Regions from separate parts of the Mus musculus genome. Here region 2 is linked to region 1. A link is a loop called in an ENCODE intact Hi-C map of the cell type or tissue named here. Cell type or tissue: heart. All regions are shown on one strand. Each heading gives the region's core, and the rest is flanking DNA. Links, peaks and the distances in the headings are about the cores only.

What was found. A loop is a pair of places that touch in the nucleus more often than their neighbours do. Peaks named below come from ENCODE experiments on the same cell type or tissue, not always from the same donor. Only the 100,000 strongest peaks of a DNase experiment are listed, where the experiment ranks them.
Region 2: a loop joins it to region 1, with 2.7 times the contacts of the local background. A loop is called at or near these places in 8 of 42 quality-filtered maps.

What each region holds. Positions count from the first base shown.
Region 1 is chr10:21,332,658-21,342,596 of GRCm38, forward strand. Hbs1l (Hbs1-like (S. cerevisiae)) reads left to right here. Exons shown (of 18, transcript NM_019702.2): 5 at 4,310-4,418; 6 at 9,057-9,322; 7 at 9,742-9,907. 4930455C13Rik (RIKEN cDNA 4930455C13 gene) reads right to left here and starts at 9,398. Exons shown (of 4, transcript NR_045352.1): 1 at 8,819-9,398. In heart, for the core only: a CTCF peak has its summit at 4,763 (motif pointing left); a DNase peak (open chromatin) is centred at 1,804.
Region 2 is chr10:20,988,153-20,998,091 of GRCm38, forward strand. It overlaps Ahi1 (Abelson helper integration site 1), which reads left to right. Exons shown (of 24, transcript NM_026203.3): 15 at 392-532. Among named protein-coding and RNA genes, the nearest start is that of Ahi1, 41 kb to the left of the region's middle. In heart, for the core only: a CTCF peak has its summit at 4,695 (motif pointing right); no DNase peak of the experiment used is centred there.

The DNA of each region.
Region 1 (9,939 bases), core at 912-8,911:
AGGGTTAGGGTTCATGACCTCATGAGCCCTGGGGAGCTGACTAGGTCCAGACATGATTTCTCTCTTGTTGAATGGGCTTTAATGCTGGTAGTTGTCCACAGGGATTGAAGCTGGGTAGGACTGTGTAGTTGCTCTCTCTGCCCTTTGGCAGCTTGCATATGATCTCCTGGAACCATGGAAGCCAGGTCACAGGATAGAGGCTTTCGGGTCAGATCCAGCTCCTGTCAACTGAGCCTGTGTCCATAGTGTGTGTTGTCTTCAGCAAGAGAGCCACCCCAAATCCCTGAGAAACAACCAAGAGCTACATCTATAATCTATATTATCTGGGAGTCATTTGGATTACCCTGACCAACCCTTTCAAAGGAGCTAGTTTATGCTTGGTACTAGTGCTTTTGTTAGTCTATGGTTTTTAAGGGAAGCATAGTTTAAGTGGGTTAACTGTGTGTGTGCATGCACTTACATGTACAAGTATAATGTTAGGTAGACATAAAAGTTACTCCTTATGGCTTTGTGTTTGACTATTCCTCTTCTCTCTTACTGACCTCGCATCTTCTCCCTGCTACTGTTTCCTACCTCTTGTCACCTGTGCCTGCTGCCCCTGCCCCCACCTCTGTGGTCCTTTAGACTTGATTGGTTTTTAGGATTCTTATATACTCCATGCTATATACTGGCATTTGAGGATATGGAGCTAAAAGTCTTCTGTACAGCTAACGAAACAATCGAATGAGGAAAAAGTCTTCACCGGACTCTGAAAGAGGATTAATAGAATGTACAAAGAATTAAAAAAAGATTTAAAGGAAACAAATGATCCAATTTAAAAATGGGCTCAGAATCTAAACAGAGATCTTGATAGAGAAAATAAAAATGACTAGTAATTACCTAAAGCATGTAAATGCAGATTAAAACAGTTGTGAGGCTCCGCCTCCTCCCAGTCAGAATAGCTAAGATGAACAGGCGGCTGGACAGCACCTGCTGGGAGGTTGTGGAGAAAGAGGACCCTTGCTCTTCATTATTGGGGATGCAGATTGGTGCAGGCGCTCTATGAATCAATCTGGAGAACCTTCAGCCAGGTGATCCAGCTGCACCACTCTTGGCACACACCCAAAGGGCTCAGCATGCACTCCTCAGACCCTTGCTCAGCAGGGCTCAGAGCTGCCCTCTCCACAGGAGCCAGGAAATAGAGACAGCTGCATGTCCTTCAACAGGCAGACAGTGAAAATGTCTAACTTACTCACAATGGAATACTATATGGCTGTTAAAAAAGTCATGGCATTTGCAGGTAAATGGATGGATCTAGAAAGATTCTACTGAGTGAGGTAAGGCAGTCGCAGAAAGGCAGATGCTGCACGTTCCCTCATCGTGGTTCTGAGCACCTGGTGTGTGTTTCTTTTGTTTTTTGAACAGGGTCTCTGCATAGCTTGGCTGTTCTGGAGCTCACTGCGTAGACCACACTAGCATCAAATTCAGAGCTCCTCCTGCCTCTGCTGTGATTAAAATTGTGTGCCACCATGCCCAGCTACATTTCTGTTTATGTGTAACACTATTCTTCTGTTATTAAAAATTCTTCCTAAATCTCATTTTTTCCAGTCTTACCAGGAAAGTAGCTATTATATTAAAACAAAACAAAACAAACAAGGAAGTTATCCATGAGAAAGTCTCATCATTTAGTTCCCAGACATCCATGTCTGCCTTCTGCCTTCCCTTTCAGCCCCACCTTGGTGTCGGCTGTGCTTTGGACCCTGCTCTTCCTGTGTTCTTAACTGTGTGAGTGTTGGCAGCATGCACAGCAAGCCTTTCCAGTTTCCTTTCCAGTGGGGTCCTGGACACTTCCCCTTCCTGCTGTGCAGTGTTAGTCACTGTGTACCTGTAGTCCTCATCAGAATATCAGAAACACGCGGGTTCACAGAAGCAGTGCATGCACATAGCGTGGGTCTGCCAGCCTGCTGGTTGAGTAACAGATTCTACTCAAGCTCATTGCTCCTCCCACCCTGGAGTGTCTGAAATAAAGGCTGCCCATAGCCTCATGTTAGTTCATGCCAGATTTTGCTTCCAGTTGAATTACTAAGACTTGAAAGATGTCAGGAATGGTGACTTACAGTCACAGATGAAAAGATAGGGTGTATGTCTCTGCTTTCTTACATGCCTTCTGCTGTTTGGCTTATTCTGGCTTTTACTTCCTTTGTTTTAAAATGTTCTTGTAATCGACTAGTGACCTTTATCTAAAGCCACGTTGTTCTGAGTTTTCAGCCTCTTATCACCTGATCAGCAGCAGCCTTGAGTCCTGGGGTGCTGTAGGCCCTCTGTTCCCTTTCTTGGTGTCACCTCTCCCTGGCTCCCCCAGCTTCTGTGCACTTAAATGGAAAGTACTTTCAGGACTTTGTAATGGGACCACCCTGGTTTGTTCCCTTGTCTCTCTCCAGATTTCTAATGCTCTTCTGTCGCAGGGCTTTAGAGCCCCCACTTGGGTTCTAATAATAAAGATGTGGAGCCGTCTGTATGGTATAAGGCTGTTGGCCTGTTTGCTGGGCAGTCTCTCTACTAGCCCACCTGACTAGAGAGAGCTGCTTAAGTCTCCACCCGTGTCTCTCCACACGGCACTCCCTGCCTTTCTCATGCTCTTGCTTCTGGCCTCCCTGCCCCAGTTGATGGCACTGCTGGTACTGCCGGTCCTAACCCAGCCTCATCCACCAGCTCTTTATTCTACAGAGCCTCATCCTTATTCATCCAGTCTGAGCCAGTCAGCAGCAGGGCAGTGCCTGGTCCAGCTCCATGTCTTGCCTTTTGGCCCGAATTGGCTACTTGCATTTTAACATACTAATCTCAGAGAATCTTCTATTGGGCAGGTGAGGAAGGACACGCATTTTCATATAGAAAGCAGGTAATGGGCCTAAGAAATGACAATACCAAATATCCTGCCAGCACAGCACCTAACAATTGAAAAGACAAAGGCACACCTATGTAGTCATTTGAGTCACTGTGTGTGCCTAGGGGGATGGGTTACCCCAACACTCCTACAGTCATGTGCTCATGAACCACAGAGGCAGGCAGGCAGGCAGGCTACAGTTCATGCCTTGCCTGACTTGGGTGAAGCTGTTGGGTGCGTGGTCAGGATTCTGGATGTATGATGTCATGGTTTTCCTGACCTTCAGATGGTTGTCTTCACATGTGGTCACTGTATCTTCTCTCATTTCCCGTGCTGGCCATGGCTCTAGGACAGGAGGAGGGGCTGCTGTCCGGCCCAGTGGTCCTGTGTGTTTGACCTCTTCGGCACTCGGAACAGCTTTCTCCTACAGCCGGCTCAGTGACCAGACTGCCTTCTGGACTGTGCTTTGGTTATGCTCCTATTCTTGATTGACTGGTGGATTGATTGATTGATTGATTGATTGATTGATTGATTGTCATGGAGCTCTAACTCCCACGTGTCTAGGGAGGCTCTCTCTAATTCATGTGTGCCGCCATCGCATCTTATACATATATGAACTCCTCCTAGTGGTGACAACAGTTTAACTTTATATTTTAAAATGTGTTTTCTGTTCCCTGACTGAACTCTCTGAGCACATCATCTTGTTCACCTTTGCATCTCCAGCAATCCTGGCCTACAGTGAGCACAGAGTAAGCGTTTTCATGAGTCTGTGCATTAGTTTATCTTTCCTGATTGACATGGTCCTCTCTATAGGTGTGTTTACTAGTAGTGTAACATGTAGCTTCCAGGTTTTTGTGAATCCATTCCTGTTGGTACTCCTTGAAAATTAATTTTTAAAACTAGAGAGTTATGTATGAAGAGTCAAATGTGCACACTCATACTCTAGCTCATAGCTTATCTTCATGCTTTTAATTTTTCTATATTGTCCTCATCTCCTGTATTTATGGGTATCATAGACCTCACAGTATCTAATGCTCTATGCAGGTAAAACACAGGAAATGTTCCAGAGAATTTCAGCAGATTTTCATCTTGTTCATCAGTTGATGAATCAAAAATAGTTTAGCCATCTGCTAACTGACCAGACAGTTTTAGTATTGTGAAAGGGTGTGGTCACAGAGGTAGGTAGAGGATCTAGGTAGAATGTCGGAATAAGGCTCAGAGCAGAAACCACCTTGTTTCTTAATACTGAAACTTAACAGTCAGCTCAAAATTTGAAAGCGATCTGGTGGGTTGAACATGGGTGTCCAGAGGGCGGGGGTTTCCCAGCATGGGCCTCACTCTATCTCACTGCGTGAAGTCTGTGTCAATCAATCACAGTCTCTAATTTATAATATGCCATATGTTTCTGGAAATTAATTGTCCTTTTATATTTTATTCCTTAATTAGGAAAATCAGTTATATCTCGGTCATCCCAGAGTGAATCTGAAATTGTGCCAAAAGTTGCTAAAATGACTGTATCCGGGAAGAAGCAGACCATGGGATTTGAAGTGCCTGGGTAAGACTTGCAAGCCCCTACCCCTTTTTAAAATCTCCATGGCCTCCTATGGGTTGATTAGAGCAGCCTGTTCAATTCTACATAATAAAGCACTGGAATTCAGCTATCTCATGGACTTTGTGTAGAGTAAAGGACAGACAGGGCTGAGAAGTTGGTTTTGATTTTAGCCTTGTCTTTGAATGACTCAATAGCTACAATACTGCTTTGTGGATGGAGAGATGACTCAGTGGTTAGTCACACTCACTGGCTGCTTTTGCAGAGTACTAAGGTTCAAATCCCAGCACCTACATGGAGGCTCACAACCTTATGGAACTCTAGTTCTAGGAGATCTGGCGCCACCTTCTGGTCTTTGCAGGCATTACACACACTTGGAGCTCATAAATGTGCAAATACATTAAAGGAAAAAAATTAAAAAGAGAATAAAAATACTGTCTTGAAGTTTTTTGCAACTATGTGTTTGTATGTTTGCATATTTGTGTGTGTAGATGTAATAAGTGTAAGAATGCGTGTGCTTACAAATTTGTGTGTGTGTGGATGAAGTATGTGTATTTGTGTGTGTGTATGCATAAAGTTTGTGTATATGCACTCACCAATCTAAACATATGGCCAGAGATTAATGGATGCTTTCCTTTCTTGCTCTTCACCTATTTTTAAAGATTTTTTTTAACTTTGTGTAAATGTGCCTGTGTGTGTTATGTGCACGTGAATACAGGTACTTGTGGGTTCAGAAGAGGAAGCTGGAGGAATCTGCCCCAGGTTGATGCTGGGAAATGAACTTAGGTCCTCTGAAGAGCTGTGCATGCTCTCAGTCATTGTCTCACTGTGGAGACAGAAGGCGGCTGCTAGGGAGGGAGCCTTGGGGTCTGTGTGCTTGCAATCCCAGCAGCCACCGTGCCCAGCCTTCCTATGGGTGCTGGTGGTCTGAACACAGAGCCTCACGTTTGTACAGCAAGCGCTTTGTACACTGTAAGCTATGTCTCCTGCCCCTCTTTTAATTTTTATGCTGAATAAAATGGTTCCCTGTATCAATCACACATGCAATTAAAAACTCCTAGAGTTTGGGATATCTAGAAAAAAACGACTGTCAACACTGATAATACTTGGTATTTTTAAATCAATCTTTAGAATTTTTCTAGTAGTCTTTAATGGAGAAGGGAAGTGAGTTACATGCATCTCAATGTAATATTTAGCCTCTTTAAAGTTGGTCAGCATTTCTATTCTCTAAATACCACTTTCGCTGGGCCTGTGGCATGGACCTGCTGTGATAGCACTTGGGAGGTGGAAGCTGGAGGACCAGGACTTCAGGGCCATCCTCAGCTACTTAGAGGTCTCAGACAGAGGTCTGTCTTATAAAAAAGAAAACAAATAAAGAGGGTTTTTTGTAAGGTATGTATCCTTCATTTGCCAGAGCATAAAAGGAACAGACGTCAGCAAACACTAGCAGGGATGACTTATTTTTAGCCGTGTGAAATTCAGTCTCAGGAATTTACCTTACTGTTGGCTCCTTTTATAAAAATCTGTGGAGATGGGAATATATGTCCCCTTGTTTAATGTTCAGTGTTTGGACTTAAAAGTAAGACTTTATTCACTTGATTTCAAATTGAGTGTGGTGATAAGTCAGGTCTAGGAGACAGAATTCCTCTAGTACAAATTAGGTAATGGGTGAAATAATCTTTGTTTTGCGACTTTAACCTAGTCAGATAATTTTAAGTTCTGGTTCAATTTTAAAAGTTTTCCTTTTCTCTTGTAAATAGAGTCGAATTAATACAAATACCCTTTTTAGCCTTAATGTGTTCAGTTGTATTTAATTCTTTTATGGAAGTCTCTTGTTTTGTTTGAGACAGGGTGTGGAACTCACTACATATACAAAACTGGCCATGAATTCACAAAGATCCACCTGCCTCTTCCCTGAGTGCCAGGATTAAAGGTGTGCAGCAGTATGTCCAGCTAGGGAGACATTTATTGAGCAAATAACTGAAACACACAACCCTTATTTTAAGGGTGCCACAGCCACAATCTGGAGAGTCTCCGAAGTCTTAGCAGCTTGCAGATAAGCTTTAAGTAATACATTGTATTGGAAATCTACACAGAGCTTCTAACAGCACCTGGACACACAGTAACCACAGAAGATCATTTCCAAGGACAGCTTTCATAAAACCCAAACACTGGCCAGGAGATCACACAGTGCTAGATGCATCATGAAGACAGTGCTCATCACAGGACATCAGTTAAATACTTACCAATCAAAAGCCTTGGAAATATAGAGTATTTTAACATACATTTGCGAAGTAGTAAAGCTTTTCTTTTTTTTTTGTTTTTTTAAGTCTCTTGAGTCAACATTTTGACAGGGCCCAGTGGGAAAATTCATATAGAAATGAAATGTCCAAGAAAAGATTGGGATGGATTGGATACATTGTAGGAGTCATAATCTGGATAAGTCAGAAACACCATAGAAACGAGGAAAGGCCCTGCCATTGATTTCAGTGTTGTGCGGTGAGCGGTATCTATAAGGAAAGCACAGAGTAAATAGTTCTGCAACTGTGCTAAGCTCTCTGTTCACCTTCGCACAGTCCATAGCTTACCATCAATGACTTGTTTCTTTTTGGTGCTTGAGACAGCATGTGCCACCATGTCCGAGCATGGGCTACCATGTCCTAGCTGTCTTTCTTAGACTATTCTAGTAGACTCGAATTTTCAGATTTCATGTCTCAGCACTATGTCTAGACACAGGAGCCCCAGCCTTTGGGAGTGTTTGAACATTTGCTATATGTATACAAGTTAATCATAATATATAGTGTGTCAGATATATTACAATGTATTCTAGTTCTTTTTTTTTTTTTTTAATTTCAGGCTTTTAGTCACAGTGTTTCCGATTAACAGGATCCTCTCAGATCAAATGATTTGAAATATCATTTAACATACAGATAATTTATTAGAGGTTTCTGGTAGTCTGACAGCACACAATATATAATACTGAAGTTGGGCATTCTACACAGTTGCGATCCTAATACTCTAGAGGTTGTGGCAGGGGAGCCTAAGTTTTAGACCAGCTTTGGCTACATAATGAAACTGCCTTAAAAACATAAGCAGACAGACATGGACACACGAATAACACTGGACAAATATTTCTTGAATAATGGAACATGAAAAACTAAAATGTATAGGTTGTTTAACCTGAGTTCAACTTTTTTCTGACTTTTTGTTTTGTTTTTGGTTTTTGTTTGTTTGTTTGTTTGTTTGTTTTCTGAGACAGGGTTTCTCTGTGTAGCCCTGGCTGTTCTGGAACTCACTTTGTAGACCAGGCTGGTCTTGAACTTAGAAATCCGCCTGCCTCTGCCTCTGCCTCTGCCTCCCAAGTGCTGGGATTAAAGGCATGAACCACCACACCCTGCCCTTTTTCTGACTTTTAAATGAGCAAATTACTTTTCGGATTAAGTCAAGTATGAAGGGCAGACCTAGCAGGCACACCCCCGCCACACCAGTGCTCTAGAGGCTGAGGCAGGCAGGTCACCATGCGTTCTAGGCTGACTATGTCCTGAGTGTCAGGTCAGCCAGTGACTCACTACATTCTGTCTCAGAAAGAGTCCAGACATATATAACAGAAAAGCATATAACAGCCATGCTTTCTCAGAATGATAGACCCTAAACAATGACCATGCGGATGGCCCAGGGAGACGGTAGCCGTGTTTGCTAGAAGCCTTGCTGCCTGTGATTCCCAGTAACCACCTGGTGGAAGAAGAGAACCACCAACACCCTTTAGCTGTTCTTCGACCTACACACACATGTGAAAACAAAAGCTACCAAGAGTTCAAGAAATCACATTTATAATGTGTTGAGTTTTCTTGAAAGCCCATTTGATCCAAAAATTCATTTTTGGCTATACCATTGCATATACACCCAGTCCTGGCCATAACATCACAAATACACATTCCTGATTCTGACTGACTGTGGAAGCTAAACTAAGCTAGAACTTGGATGAGAGAATGTAAAATACACGCTGGCAATTCATTTCTCTCCATGTACATGTGTAAGAGGTAACTCATTGCTTAGAGCACAGTCTGCTTTACTAATACTGAGAATTGTAACTCTACCTCTAGACATGTAAGTAGAACTGATTGAGACATCAAGTGCAGGACAGATAGTCAGTACACAGTCTGGTAAGTCTTAGTGTCCAAGTCAAGGAGATTACTCCTTTAGATTTATAAACAGATGGTTCCACTTTTGGAAAGGTCGTTTAGAAATAAGAAATCAAGTTAATTAAGATCATAAAATTATATGACAAAGTGTCTGAAACATTGTTACCAATTTATTCTTGCCGTTCTAGCAGTGGGTGTAGGCCTGGGCCCAGAATGGGCATTTTTAGATCTTAGAGACATTTGAAAGTTTAAAGCTGTGTTTACCTCTTAGGATGCAGCAGCGTTGCTGCCTGCTGTCTGCCAGGGCGGAGTCTTCATGTTTAGTAGACACCTAGGGTTCCCAGTGTTCGTTTGTGTGGATTGGCTCTGGTCACTTCTCTTTTCCAGCTTGACAGACCTGAGACCCAGAATATCAGGGGTTGCCAAGAGATACCCCTGCCCCCTGACTCAGTTGGGCAGTGTCTGAAATGACTTTCTCACAGTTTTTCTCATCTTTCTGCAGCTTAACTTCTGAGGAAAATGGACTCAGTGTGCGCGCTCCTCACAAAGGGCCTCCTGGTGATGATGTGAGCGTAGCTTCTCCTAACATTCCTGAGACCGGCACTCCAAAATCTGCCCTCCCACCTCCTTCCCTTCAAACATCAGAAGAGCTGGGCTCCACTCCGACACCAGTGAGAAAGTCTGGCAAGCTGAGGCAGCAGATAGACGTGAAAGCGGAATTGGAAAAGCGGCAGGGCGGGAAGCAGCTCCTCAACTTAGTGGTCATTGGTATGCCCTTGTTCTGCCCGCCGGGTTAGCAGGACCGCGGCAGGAGGCGCCCAGCCTCTTGGAGCAGTGTAGGCTTAAATAAAGCAAAGAGGCATTGCATCATAATGCATTCTGGTCACCCAGGGTGCAATGGGGCCGCGTTACCAAGGAGGGCATCATCGGACTTAGCTTGTGGCAGTTTTATGTAGTGAACATTTTGAAAATGGGATGCATCTCCCCCCCCAAAAAAGGGAAACTTTGCCCTCTCTAAAACTGTGTGTGCAGTCCTCACCCCCTCCCCCATTTAGGTGTTTTAACCTTGATAGAAATTGGTGTTTGTTATACTAAATACTGACGCACGCTGTTGAATTAGTGTTGCAATGCCTCAATGTGAGCATCTGAAATGTACCTAGTATTAACCCTGAATCAATTTTCCTTAGGTCATGTTGATGCTGGGAAAAGTACTCTGATGGGCCATATGCTTTATCTTCTGGGTAATGTAAACAAAAGAACTATGCATAAGTATGAGCAAGAATCTAAAAAGGCTGGCAAGGCTTCATTTGCATATGCGTGGGTCTTGGATGAAACTGGAGAAGAAAGGGAAAGGTAGCCGCTATGTTTCAACGCTTTTAGTCTTT
Region 2 (9,939 bases), core at 876-8,875, 340 kb before region 1:
CAGCCTCCAGGAGAAAAAAATAAAATAGAAACTCACCTGAGTTTCCTCAATTACGAGTTTTATAATCCCTCCCCACTTTTGCCAAATTCTTTGTTAGCTACAATTTGCACACTTTTCTCAGTCACACACACCTCTCCGTTTCCATCAGAACACTTCCTATGTACTTTGTTCCACAAAACATTGAAGAGAGTGAGCTAAACCTACAAAGAAGCCAGCAGAATACAGAGTGCAGATAAGTATCCACCACAGTGGCACTCAAATACCTAGAAGTATTTGTTTCATGTAAATAATGGAAGCCTCATCATTACTCCAAATATCTTCACGAGGATACAGAATACCCTTGGATGAGAAGCGTGTGCTGTCGTACAGTTGCTGCCTTTCTTTTCCTCAGGAGAACAAGTGGCAATGTACTCTGACCTGCCATTCAAGTCCACAATCCGAGACATCTCTTACCACCCCCTGGAGAATATGGTTGCCTTCTGTGCCTTTGGACAGAGCGAGCCGATTCTTCTTTATATTTATGATTTCCAGGGTAAGTCCACTACTTGATGTAAATGAAGTAATGTTTACATTTATAATGGGCCAGGAATCAGGAGCACTATAAAATCTATTAATAATTATTTCAAGTAACATAGCCTTTTTGAATATATTATATGAAAGAGCCACAAGATGGCATAGGTTGTTTCTAGGATGTTTGAACATTTCATTATTTTCTATGCATTATGAGCATGGAATTTAGATGTTAGCAAAAGTGCATATAACGAGGCTGCCTTAGAGATCACTTGATAAAGTACTGACCTAGCTAGCATGTGTGGAGCCTTGCCTTTGACTACCAACGCCACAGGAATTGGATATGATGGTGCATAGCTAGGGTGGGCCTAGTGTAAACCTAGTGTAAACGCCTACTACCTAGGCTCACAGTGGAAACAGGAGTGTCAGAAGTTTAGATTATCCTCTGTTGTGTGTTGGTTTGAAACCTACCTTAGGCTATATAAAAACCTGTCTTAAAAAGAAAACATGTGGGGCTGGTGAGATGGCTCAGTGGGTAAGAGCACCTGACTGCTCTTCCGAAGGTCAGGAGTTCAAATCCCAGCAACCACATGGTGGCTCACAACCATCTGTAACAAGATCTGACTCCCTCTTCTGGAGTGTCTGAGGACAGCTACAGTGTACTTACATATAATAAATAAATAAATCTTAAAAAAAAAAAAAGAAAAAGAAAACACATGACTGTACTGTGTTGGAATCAAAATAAATAAATGAAATCCATATAGAATTAGGACTGTATCAACTTAATTTAAGTGGTTCACAAAATATGAACTTTAAAAATGTTTTAGTTGCATAGTGAGTTGTTTTGTTATTTGGGTCTTATTTGTATGTTAGGAGATTTGTTTGGTTTGGAGGTTTTTATTTATGTGTTTTGACTTTTTTGTTTTGTTTTGAGACAGGATCTCTGTAGCTCAGGCTAGCTTTGAATGTATTTTGTAAGTTTAGGGAGCCTTGAACTTAAGGCAGCCCTCTTGTTTCTGGCTCCTGAGTTTTAGGATTACAAGACAGCAAGCTGGTTTAACCTAATTTCATATTCTGTGATTTTATTTTTTTTAAGCAAATAGCTTTGGTAAATTTTAGTTAGGAAAATTTAATATAAGAGATAGATAGATTTTTAACTGTGATGAAAATGGAGTCTGATGTTCTCAACTGTAAAGATTCCGTATGCCTACCGTAAGGATGATAAAACTTTGGATCTACTTTTTTAGGAATTAAGATGCATTCTGAGAATAATTGGGGTTTATCTTGTTTCTTAAATACTTATTTTCTATTCTGAAATTAGTATTTTTCTTTTCTAGTTGTTAATCTTTCTCAAAAATCAATATTTTATAACCTTCATATATAGTTGTATAAAAATATAAGATCTTTATTAGTTTCTTTGCTTTAGTTGATTATGACATAACATGATTCAGTATTTTTGTAAGCTAGCATAGCATACATGCATGCTATTTATACACATGTCGGCATACATTTGTATATGTTATAGTAATATAGCTATGAACAAATGCTTCAATGGAATAACAAAGCTAAATTTATTAAATCACTACATGTTGGCTTATCTAATGCTCTGATAGATGTGATTAGACAATTGAGCTATCATAAACCTGAAGGTTTTGTTCATGGTACAGAGTGCATTATGCATTTTTCCAGTGAATTGTCTTAAAGAATGCAGAAAAAGAAGGTTTATCTTACTGATCCTTATAGAGAAGAAATGGTTTCTGCAACTTATACCCAAGTTTATAAGATGCTGTTGCTAGTGATAGAGTTTCCAGGCAATGCCTGCCATTTCCATTCATTAGCAGCTGTTGGCAGGGCTGCTACTGCATCTGTTACTGAGTTCTTCAGTCAGCGCCCAGTCTTGTCTCATTGTAATGAGTACCCTGAAACAACTGTTTGCCCCATCCTACTTTTCCCATAGACAAGGAGAATCATGGCCATTACTGTACAATTGGAACTATTCTCCAGGAAAAGAAAGCACAGTTATTGCCTCAGACTCTTAGGAGATTTCACAACCATCTTCATTCAGTTTATAATTTGCTTTCTTTTAGACTTTTGAAATTTTCACTGCAAAGATTAGCTAAGTTCCGCTCTGTCTTGTCCTTCAGTAGCTTCCTGTTGCTAGAAGGGCTTTCTGACTCAGAAGAGCAAGTGGCTTTAGCTGGACAGTGGCATGGAGCTCAGGTTCCTGTTGTGGTCACTTTAGGGACCTTGGCTAATGCCCCCTGCCCTTCTGACCCTCCATCCTTTCATCAAGAGCTCCAAGGAATGAGCCGGTGGCTGTGAGGGAGCCTTGTGAAGTGAAAGGCGCTCTACTAGAAGACCCAGAATTAACACTTGTGTTTATAAAGCTCATCTACCAGTAGCCAGTCAGGGTACAGGAATCCACACTTTACCGTGCTCACAAGCACTTGTCTGTGGAGTTGAGAAGATGATGTTTCTCCCTTTACACCGTTACTCAGCCTTTTCCATTTATCCACTAACCCGGATGCCATACCTGGCCAACTGTATTGCATTTAATACACACAGCTAACGCACGTTAGAGCCACATTGTCTTAGATGCAGGAGCATGGATTTGGGTGAGCATCTCAGAAATGATGATATGAGAATAACAGAATATGGAATTACTTATTTTATGTAACACATTTAAAACAATTTTTGATAAATGCATATACCTTGCCAAAAAAAAATGTTTAAAGCTCAAAATGTTTCACCATATTTCCCAGGCTCTTTGTCGCCTATTTTTAAAAAGGGGAAGCTTAGGAAGAAGTAAGATAACTTCAAGACATCTAAAATCTGGCACAACTCTTTTTAGTGGTATAGGTACAAAACAAATGAGAGTTATTTTAGTCTCTGAGTGTTTTACTCATTGAATATAGGCTACAATCAGTAGTTCAAATAATCATTAGTTTTTTACTAAAATTTTTAATGTTTAATTAACCTATTACAGTTTTGCCCTATATTTTTTTAACACATGGATATTTTGCTCAAACTGTGTTTTCTCAGAATGAAGTTCACATGTGGTTTTACTGAGTTTTAATGATAAAAAGTTCAAAAGAAACAGAACAGCTAAGTTACTTTTAAAATAGCTTCTGAAATATTCAAGGAAAAAGAAGCAAGTTCTTTTTTTTTTTTTTTTTGTAAGTTAAATCAGCTCCAAGCGAGACCACAGTGGTAGCTAAATGTATCAGCCGTCTTTCCGTCCCAGCAGAATCTGTGAGAGTCAGCAAGGGTCTCTCCTGCTGAGCGCATGTTCAGCTTGTGGTCTTTGAGTCCCTCGTTCTACTGAAGTTTTGCTTTTTTTTTGTAAGAAGTGTAATTTTTACTTTCAGAAGGCAGTTTTATTTGTCTGATTTTGAAAGGGTTAATCATCTAGTAATACAAAGTTTAGTCACCGCGTACCACAAATAATGTGCATCGAGGGTTCCCACAACAAAGTACATCTCAGAGAAACGGTTTCTGCTGAATTAACTCCATGAAGCCAGGCGTTAGCAATAAATATTCTGTTATTAAACAGTGTTTGTCTACTTATGTCTCTAGGATGTTTTTGCACATTTAAGAATTATTAGTACCTAACAGCACTATGTATTAACACTATGAATATATCTGTTTAAAATTTTTCACTATGGTTTTATGACATAAGTGTTTTTACAGTTTTACAGGATCTAGGAGTTGAATCACTGAGAACTGGTTTATGTTTTGTTTGTTTGTGTTTTGTTTTGTTTTGTTTATTTGAGGCAGGGCTTCTCTTTGTAGCCCTGGCTATCTTGGAACTCACTCCATAGGTCAGTCTACCCTGGAACTCAAAGATCCACCTGCCTCTGTCTAAGATCAAAGGCATACACCACTATCGCTCAGCCAAAATTTATACTCTTATTTGCCTTCTAAATTTATTAGCAAACGACCTGCTATATTAGGTTTCAAATGGTAAAACTTTTCTCTATAGTATCAGTTTCTCTGGAATATGTAATTTTTGTGGAATTTTTATACCTTGTAGGAAGCAAAGATGTAGGCTTGTTTATTTGTTTATTATCAGCACCTAGCCTGAATGCTGACATACATGACTGTGTATGTTAAGTAGAGTCAAGTCTGTTTGGCAACCTCTTAAAATTGCTAACCCCAGGTAATGAGCCTGAGTTCTCACTAGGTGGCAGTGTCCCTTTCTGTGGCAGTGCAGACCTTTCCCAGCACCTGTTATGCACCAGGCTCACTTGAGCTGTAAACCCAAGGGTTGGACTCAGTTTACCTGCTCATTGCTGGTCCTTTCTCCTGTTTACAGAGGTGATTACACACCCGACAACCTTTAGTCAAACTAAAAGCCATTTCTACAATGACTTCTACAAGGACTTTAGAACTGGAATTCAGTGATCTGGAAACGATCTAGTCAGAAATAGACCGGTGATCTGCTTTGTCATGCTGGTAGCTTTATTTTTCACAGTGTGGCATGCTCTCCCATAGTTCAGGGACATAGACACATTTAAGTTCATAAAATTCTGTTACAGGCAAGCATGGAGGCACATGCATGGAATCCCAGTATTTGGAAGGTAGAGACAGGAGGGTCATGACTTCTAGGTCATCCTTGGGTACACAGAGCTTCCAAGGCTAGAGACCCCATCTCTCAAGTTGCTAATTGCCTATAGTGTTTATAAGGCACTGTGTTTAGCATAGACTTTGGCAGTGTGTGTTTGCATTAAGAATTAAACTTCTTACAGAATAGAGTTATTTCTTTTTTCTTTTTTAAAAGATTTATTATTATCCATAAGTACACTATAGCTGTCTTCAGACACCCCAGAAGAGGGCGTTAGATCTCATTACAAGTGGTTGTGAGCCACCATGTGGTTGCTCGAATTTGAACTCAGGCCCTTCAGAAGAGCAGTCAGTACTCTTACCTGCTGAGTCATCTCACCAGCCCAAGAGTTATTTCTTGAATTTTATGAAAATATAAGATGGCACCACTAGTGAATTTGGGATTATTGAGAACAGTGGCAGTCATAGCTAAGATCAAGTACTTTCTTATAGAATACTTCCCAAATACTTGAGAAAAAATCTCATTATTGTCACTATTAATGGATGATGAAACCAAGGCACCACAGAATGAAGTAACTCTCCTAAGGTCACAGAGTTGTGGGTAAAACTACCATTTGACTTCAGGCTGCCTGACTAATGTCTTCACAGGATAATACCTAGGTGATATAAATTTAATACCCACAGCGTATGTATCATTTAATGTCTTCCATATGTGATTAAAAGTCCAATTCAGATATTATAATTTTCATCCTTTCAGAAAATTACACCATTGTCGGGCGCCAGTCGTGGGGAAATAAAGGGGATGGGAGAAATGACCCACGTCCCACCAGAGCTCCGGGGCTCTAGGCGGACAGATGCGGGGAACCGGGGGAACTGCCGTGCACTCTCCATGCTGCCCGGGTGGGCGTTTGGCTGTGGGAAGCCACGGAACCCCAGTCTGCGGGGATGGAGAGGGAGCAGTCCGGGGTCCCTGGGCCTCAAGGAAGCCAGGGTCGACAGGTTCTAGCTCCGGGGCATCGCAGGACATCGCTGGATACTACAGAAGAGCTGAGAATGGGTGGGGGCACTGCGGGCAGCTCATTCTGCCCTGAGGCCAAAGGGAGAAGGGGCAGGGGTAGAAGGCACTGGGTAGTTCCCACGCATGTGACGGTCTTTGGTCCAGCCTGGCAGCTGGAAACGCTAAAAGGCCTTCTTGAGGGAGATTAGAGGAGGCTCTTAGGGGAAGGCCTTATTCCATCGCTCCAGCACTGCGAGTCTAGATGAAAGGAGGCAGTCTATGGCTTCAGGTAGAGAAGTAGAGGCAGGCCATGGCCACGTGGAGAGAGGGGAGAAGGGAGGGGGAGAGAAGGAACAAGAGGGCTAGAGAGAAAGCAAGAGAAGCAAGAGAGAGGAAGGGCCAAGCAGCCCCCTTTATAGTGTGCTGTACTACCTTGCTGTGGCTAGGTAACTGGGGGAGGAGCTTACCTGACTGTAGCCAGAATACCTGGAGCTTGGGACATTGCCTGTGTGACAATAGTCACAGGATTATGGAGTTGAGGACTCATGTTGTCAGGTGCCTGTGTCTGGGAATGTGGCTCACTATTCCGTCCCTTGTAGAATTACTACTGGGTCTCCGGAGTAAGCTTCGCTCAACCAGAACACAGACTGCCTTTCACAGTCCAACACACCATAACAGGTAGTACTGATTGTAGGATGGAGTTTTAAATATTGATTTTTACCCTATTATAAGAAATTATAAATTAAAGCTACCATGATGATGAAGGCCTGACAAAACTGCTTTCCTGTATTCTGAAATATTTACTGTTTCTCACATAATGGATTCTTGACTTTCAAAGCCCAGACCATTAAGTGACTAAGGAAATATGAAAATTTTCATGTACATGATGGCCTTGAGTGTAAACAGCAGGGCCTTTGTATGCTTACAGGTGTGCCTTCTAAAGGAATGATACAGCCCAAAGCAGACAACAGCATGGCAGGAGCATCTGCAGAGGGACTGAGCCTCTTGACAAACACTGTCAATCTGCCCAACCCTCAACACATAGTTTCCAATTTTATATGCGTCTGCTTTTTAAGCTGTGAAATAAAAATTATACATGCTTTATTTATTATACCTCCATATTTTATGTAATGATAACTGAAACCATAAAGCAAGATGTGAGGGCTAGATATGAATAGAGTCCATGAGCCAGGCTGTAGCAGGGAGTTCTAGTGGTTTTCCTGTAGCAATGCATGCCACACACTGTCAGCTGAAGAGTGCCATGTGGCTAGGAAGACAGCAGGAAGGGAATAGTACCTCCTGCAGGGGATTTGCAGACAGCTTGTAAGGATAGGCTTCAAAACAATCAAACAAATACAGTTGCCACCTGCAGGTTCGTGACCCCTGTGCATTCCTCTGCCATGCAGCTTAGCTCCCTGCAGTAACTGGCTCAGCTCCAAGAAGTCGGAACCCCAAAAAGGAGTCTCTGTATTTTCCAAGCCTGCTATAATGCATGCATGTAAGGATGTCTCAGAAAGAGATGAAAGGGTATGGATAAGAATATTAAAATTGTGAGCTTTAACATAGCAGGTTAGATCAGACCTAAGTTTTAAACATACAAAGTACATTGGTATAAAGAAGAAAAATGATACAATGCAGAAATAGGGCTGTCTAATTACAGCATGGTCTCTAACCAGAACCTAAAAGTAACGTGGTAACCTGCAGATAGTTACAAGCATACAGCTTGAAGGATAATCCAAAATCATCTATCACCAACTGTTTTACAGTGAGAAAGGCATATGTCTTAAGCAGATCTCCTGGTGGGGGTGGGGGAGCTGAAGAACTTCCCAGCAGTTTCTGTTTGGAGTGTAGTCTAGTACACTTTGTGACTATGTCTGCAGACTGTAAATGCGCAACTCCTCATAGAACTAGAGGTGCTAACAGCATAGGAGGGTGCTGATTTGGCTGCTTGGAGTCCAAGAGTTTGTATAAAATGTTAACAGGGCACCATAGAAACAAACACCAGAGTTTGCAGTTCTGTTTTTTACTCCACTTAGAATATTTTAATTCACAATTATAATTCACAATACATTGTAAAATATATCTTAATATTTTGAAACATACTTTGTCACTGCCTTTTTCTGTTTTTACCAGTTAGGAATTCTTTGAAAGAGAAAACATAATACATATTTAATGTATTGTAATATTTTAAAAATCCAGTTGAATCAAAACTGTAAGAGAAAAGATAGTTAAGGCCTGTTAGCTTGTTACTGACACCAGTACATGTGTTCTTGACTGTCCTTGACTGCTCATTCACTCGGTTAGAGGAAACTGTAGTTTGCAAATACAAAGCTCAGAAAATCTGGGAAATTAGCATGCCAGACTGTTTGTAGATGCAGCTTTACCTGCAGCAAGAAAGCAGCTAAAGGCTGGTAGCACAATTTCAATGTGAAGACTACAGAAATCATGGAACATGTTTTTCTGTTGACTTCTCGGCCTGAAACCCACCCACCCCGTAGAGGTAGACCGTCCCGATTCCAGCCCATGGGACACTTTTCTTTAGGTGGTTTTCTACAGCTTTACACTTGCTTATTTTCTAAAGCTATCTTTGAATAATTAAAGGAGAAGTAAATATTCTTATCACTCTAGAAATATGACTAAATTAAATACAAGAACATTAGAGTCAAATTCACACACACACACACACACACACACACAAACCTATAGGGAGTGATGACTTTTGCGCTGAAATAGATAATTGCTACAGAGAAATGCCTGTCAGTGACAGTTGGGGTAGTCCTTGGCCTTCTCTCAGGGCTCTGTCTGTCCTCTGGACATGGCCAACATAGTCTGCAGAGAATGCTGGGTATTGGCTGGCTCTTCTGTTGACATAGATGAAGTTGTGTATGAATATCAAAGGCCTATAATTTTTACAGGTGGTATTATCACATAAATGATTACTTTTAAAAGTCCAATGTTTTATGCCCATTAAATATTTTAGACCTTGGTGTGGTGTCTTGTGCCTTTAAGCCCAGCATCCAAGAGGAGGGCAGATCTCTGTGACTTTGAGGCCTCTCTGTCCTATATAGGAAGTTTCCAGGACAGCAAGGCTGCCTCTCTCTCTCTCTCTCTCTCTCTCTCTCTCTCTCTCTCACACACACACACACACACACACACACACACACACACACACACACACACACACAGATAATTTATTTAAATAGTATAGGACAACTGTTGTATATGATTAAGTACATACCTATCTTACTCATTTTGTTCATTAGGAAAACCTGTCTTGGAGTACACCTGTCAGTCAGACAGTAAAAACAGCATCGAGTTTTTATTTGCATTTTTACTACTGTTTTCTTCCTTGTTTGCTATCAGCTACATGGTTGGTTCCTTGGTGACTTTTCTAGAGTATCTCTGGGTTTCCTGCTGCTTTGATCTTCTAAGTGAATTTTGTGGGTCCTGTTTGCCTCTTCTGTCACCCTTGTCATCTGCTTTGTGTGTTTGTGTACACAGCTTTCTTGGGGTCATTTACATATAATAAACTATGAATTTTAAATATATGCTTTGATAACTTACCTACTTGCAAGAGCACCACCTCAGCCCCAGCAGTGAACACTCCCACCGTGGCCCCATTTTAATTGCACCCTCCTCTTTTCACCCTTGAAAGCACTATAAATTAGTGTCCATGTTCTACAATTGTCTACACTCAAATATGCTGCATGCACCATGAATTCTTTTATGGCTTTATTTTTCATGACTAATTTTGATAATTTTTAGTTATTTTGGTGTCATTTATGTTTTAGCACCTACCAACAGTTCATCTTTTTACCTGCCTACTGTTGCTCCATTGGAGAGGTTTCCAGTTTGTGTATCAGTTGTCT